Regions from separate parts of the Homo sapiens genome. Here region 2 is linked to region 1. A link is a loop called in an ENCODE intact Hi-C map of the cell type or tissue named here. Cell type or tissue: heart right ventricle. All regions are shown on one strand.

The links. A loop is a pair of places that touch in the nucleus more often than their neighbours do. Peaks named below come from ENCODE experiments on the same cell type or tissue, not always from the same donor. Only the 100,000 strongest peaks of a DNase experiment are listed, where the experiment ranks them.
Region 2: a loop joins it to region 1, with 5 times the contacts of the local background. A loop is called at or near these places in 15 of 110 quality-filtered maps.

Annotation. Positions count from the first base shown.
Region 1 is chr20:8,042,353-8,044,852 of GRCh38, reverse strand. No RefSeq gene overlaps it. Among named protein-coding and RNA genes, the nearest start is that of TMX4-AS1, 24 kb to the right of the region's middle. RefSeq lists a silencer at 857-1,151. In heart right ventricle, a CTCF peak has its summit at 974 (motif pointing left); no DNase peak of the experiment used is centred here.
Region 2 is chr20:8,404,336-8,406,835 of GRCh38, reverse strand. The region is part of intron 3 of PLCB1 (phospholipase C beta 1); the gene reads right to left. It overlaps LOC124900459 (a long non-coding RNA gene), which reads right to left. Exons shown (of 2, transcript XR_007067518.1): 1 at 462-2,500. Among named protein-coding and RNA genes, the nearest start is that of PLCB1-IT1, 160 kb to the right of the region's middle. In heart right ventricle, no CTCF peak of the experiment used is centred here; a DNase peak (open chromatin) is centred at 1,423.

The DNA.
Region 1 (2,500 bases):
ATTTAGTGACTCTGTGATTGTATTTGATACCCTGTTACAAGTGGCAAATTCAGTATCACTTAATTGCCATTTAAAAGAAATAGCATATTACTAGAATGATAATCAGCTTAAGAAGAATGGAGAGACAACAGCCAACTGAATACATTCATTCATAGGACAAATATTTATTGAGTTCTTGTTGTTTTTCAGACTCTGTCCTAGGTGGGTAAACAAAAAATTGATTCTGCAAGTTGGAAAGTCAGCCAAGTTCTGGACTTAGCCTTTATTTACAAGACAATAAGCAAAGGTATATATGTTGCTGTTTAACACTTGCCCTCTGCATTACTTTAAATTTATATATAATGCATATAGTATATATAATTTATACATATAAACCTATATTATTATTATTACCTATATTATATTATTATTAATATAATATTAATATTATATTAATATTTTGGGGGGACAGGATCTCACACTGTCACCTAGGCTGGAGTGCAGTGGTGTAATCGTGGCGCACTACTGCCTCGACCTCTTGGGCTCAGGCGATCCTCCTGTCTCAGCCCCCCAAGTAGCTGGGAACACAGGTGTTCACCACCAGGCTCCAGCTAATTTTTAAATTTTTCTGTAGAGACGGTCTTACTCTGTTGCTCAGGCTGGTCTCGAACTCCTGAGCTCAAGCGATCCTCCTGCCTTGCCTTCCTAAAGTGCTGGTATTACAAGCGTAAGTCACCGCGCCCAGCAATACCATTTTAAATATAGATATTATGCTTATGTGAAGTATTAAAAATTGCAAAAAAAAAAAAAAGAAAAGATTTCTGTCCTCTAGGAATTCATAGTAACTTGCAGTTATCTGAGTCATAATTATATTTGTATAATAAAGAATACTTTAGAATAAATAAATCGGTGCATGAATAACGGAATACTGAGAAGATTCCACTGCATGTAAGATTTGACTGCGTAGTTATAATCTCTATCGCCATCTAGCGGCAACAATATTAAAATCAGCTAGAACCAATCAGCAGGAAGCGATTCAGAACTCACCTGTCCGGGAGGATTCAATCTTACCTCAGGAACCACATGCCATAGAATGTGATTTTCTCTCTTTGTTTTTGGTCAGTATGCAGTAGAATGAGTGATGTGGGCAGTTTATATATTAATTATAAGCTTTCTTATTTAGACTTTAAAAGAAGGGTGTGAAAGCGAATATAAAACATGTTTATGCATTATTTCACTTAGAAACCTACATTATCTTCACTTTAGAAACAATTTTCATTTTCCTCTTAGCACATCAAAGGTATATGTTGCTTCAGAAACAATATTTATAATATCTTCTTTTAGATAAAAATGTGAAAATTATCTGTGATTAATTTTATTTAAACAATTTGAAGATATATGACATCTTTTCTGAGCTTTTTTTTCCTGGTTTCAGTAGCAATTAGAAGAGTGATAATCAGATTTAATAAGAATACCCTGAAAAAATAAAATAAGAATAAAATTTTGCTTTTAAAGTTATTTTGGCATAATATCAAAAAGGCACACCAGTTAAACTTTGAAAGACATATGAACCTTAACTCATTCTTGTAGGAAAGGCCATGTGATTAAGTGAATACGTTTCTATAACATCGTTTTCTAATTTATCTTAAATTTATAAGCATGTGTGTTGATCATTATAATTGAATTTATTGTTTTTTGGTCTGGCTAAGTGACTCAAAATTATTTTTAAATAAATGTGCTGAGTATAAAACAGGAGGTATATGGGATATACAATTATTTTTGCCTTGACCTTAATGTTCATTCATCACAGAGGCATCACATAGATTAAATAAAACAAGTTGCATATCTGCACAAAGGAAAAAATGCAGAAATGTTAGGTTTGGGTTTACAGGGTGCAGAGTTAAAATAATCATATATCTCAATTCTTGGGACACGATCTTTATTTTATACAAAGCCCCTCTATTTTGTTACACTCTCCCCTCCCCCACTGTTTCACTCTCAATTTCATTCGGTTTCTTATTTATTTTCATCTAAGCTCTTCTTAGGTTCTTCCCCTTACTGTTTCTACTTCCAATTATTTGTGACTAGTGTGTCCATAGTATTCCCACTTTTTTGTTTCCATTTTTTCTGGTGATAGAAAACCAGGTTGCCTCCTCCTCTTGGTACCACAAGTAATGTTTACATAAAGCACCTTTACATATGACCCTCATGCAGGAATTTTCCTGGTTTATATTCTCAGGGATTTTCATATCTGTAAACTATAGGGATTTTACAGATATGATTTCACAAAGTAATGATTTCTCTTCAGTATACGATACTGTCCAGACTTCTACCCTGAGTGCAGAAGGGCTTCCCATTTCCCCACAGCCTTATCAATATTTGATATATATGCCTGTGGGGGATTGTCTTTGCTGAAGTCTTTACTGTTACATCTCAATATTCTGATTTCCAGTGTGGTAAAGTGTATCTTCATATAATTGTTAGTCATTTTTGTTTCTACTGTGAATTCCTTATTCATATA
Region 2 (2,500 bases), 360 kb before region 1:
AAAAAGCCAGAAAGAGCCCAGGTAAGTTGATCCCTCACATAAAATCACTATAATTCTTGTTTTTTCTGGGAATTTACTGTAATACTGGTAAAACTGAATAATAGAATTTGAACAGCCTTACTCTTTGCATTATATTCATTTTCTAGTGCTTCTTCAATGAATTTTCTTTATGAAAAGGGCTCTCTGCTCGACAGGCTCTTATGTAGATGGAATGACCTTTTGCTGCCTTGGAATACTGGAAGGCAAATTTCAACTCATCTGACTCACAAAACTAAATAAGTTCTGGCCTCCATTAGCAAGGAGATAGAAGATAGTGAACCTCACTTTCCTTTTGTTGCTTTTCAATTCACAATAATTTCATCTTGAAATTATTATGTGTTGAAAACACTTAACACAAGACAATTTTTGCCTGAATGCATATGCCATATTTTAATGACTGAAGCTGTAATTTAAAACATTACCTGCATGTTCTTCCATTTTTCCTTAAGGTTATTCTTGTACACTGACACTAGTAAGTTGAATAAATTTGTTTTCATTACATCCAGTAAAGTTTACTAAAGAAAGAGAGAAACAGCTTTTATCACTATGGTCATTACTGATTTTAAAATGTAGCTTTAAGCAATTTCGTTTCTTCAATTACTCTATCCACATATTTTCCTTCTTCCATCAAAGCCATAGAACACATAAAAGTCAATAAAGTAAATCTGTAACTCATGCTATAAAATGCAGGAATGACTTGACTTGGGCCTTCAAATCCTCCATCACACATACAGGCAATGATGGGCTGGTAAATGTTAACAAGCAGCTATCAAAAAAAAAAAGGAAGAAAAAAAGCCCTAATTAGTAGTGTTTGTCAATTTATCTTGTGTAAATACTCTCATGGCCAATTTCAATCTATCAACATGGTGTCACTGAGCACAGATTTGGGCAGAGATGTCAGTAGCATCATTATATAGCATTCCTACCATTTGGATATAATGATTATAAATAACTTTGAGAACATGGATAATAATAAAAAGTAGGAAGTGACAGTATTAACATGATCATCTTTTTTCAATATAATGTATTTAGATTGAAGTTTATGTAGTTTAATAGCTGTGTTTAACAACTGGCTCTGTAAATTGGTACAAGCCAAATTCAATATGCTGAAGTCTAACAGGGAAGGTTTTTGGCTACTTGATTGTCCAGGTTTCAGCTGGCTTTGATTTCACTGGAAACAACCAGCTTCTCAGAAGGAAAGTGGGGTAGATTGATTGCAAAAGTGGCCACAATTCTTCACCTTCCCTGTATCCACATCCTTTTGCAACATGACTGTAGCTCCTTCTATTTCCCTACTGCTAAATCGGGGGAAAACTGGCTTGACCTTGAGACTTGCTTTGGGCGAAAGCATGTGGCGTAATTGATGGAGTGCCTGTTCCAAGTCTAGGCCTCAAGAGGCCTTGTGTGTTTCCACTCTGTCTCTTACTGTTCTGCTTTCACTGTGAGGATATCCCCAGGGTGGAGAAACCAGAAGAGTGCTGATTTTAAGGGAGAGCTGAACAAAACACGCGGAGATGAGTAGGGACAACTCTAGACTAGTCTAGAGCCAGATGACCTCGAAACATGTGAGAGACCCCAGCCCAAATCAGCAGAGCCACTTCATCAACCCACAGCTGACCACAGACACATACATGAACCCAGAACCACTCAGCTGACCTGCAAACTCATTAGCAATAACAAATGTTTATTGTTTTATGTCACTGGGTTTTGGGAAGGTTTGTTAGAGCTTGAGAATAAGACTAATTTCTGTCTTCTATATGGAGAACTGAAAGAGTCATCATTTGAATACCTACTGAAAGCAAAGAGGACTCCTGAAAATATCAGAGGAAATAGGACTAACATGTAGGAATTAAGGGTTGAGAGAAAAATATTGCTCATTTTGCTAATCTGGATACATACAACTTCAATAATTGTGGTGTGTTAATGTTACTTGAATTCAAAACTCTGGTCATAATCAGCTATAATTATGCCATGGTGTTAAAGCCATACTTCCAAAATATTCTGTTTTATGGATTCAATACTGATTATATCTTGCAAAGAAGACTTGCTTTTAAAAAATACTACTAGTAAATACTAGTATTTCTGGGGAAGAATTACTAAAAGAATCTGTACATTTTCAAAACTTTGAATATTTAAATTATAGAATGTTACCCTCACCACCATATCATTTTGAGACAATGAAATCATTCAATCCCATACTTCAGTTGCAAATTGATATTTCCTTTGAAATATTAGTTTTCCAAGGAGCTTGACATCCTGCTTCTCAGGGGAGAAAAAAGGAAGAAGGGGAATGCAAAATAAGCTTAGGACTTGTACCTTTTATCCTCTCTACTAGGTGTTTTCTAATCTCATTTTCAGTTCGGTGCCAGGAGATGTGCTTTACATAGAGAAATGCAAATCATTAGACATTCAAGGCAAAGTTGGAATTAGTGTAAAAATTTTCAGAATGGAAGGAACCTAG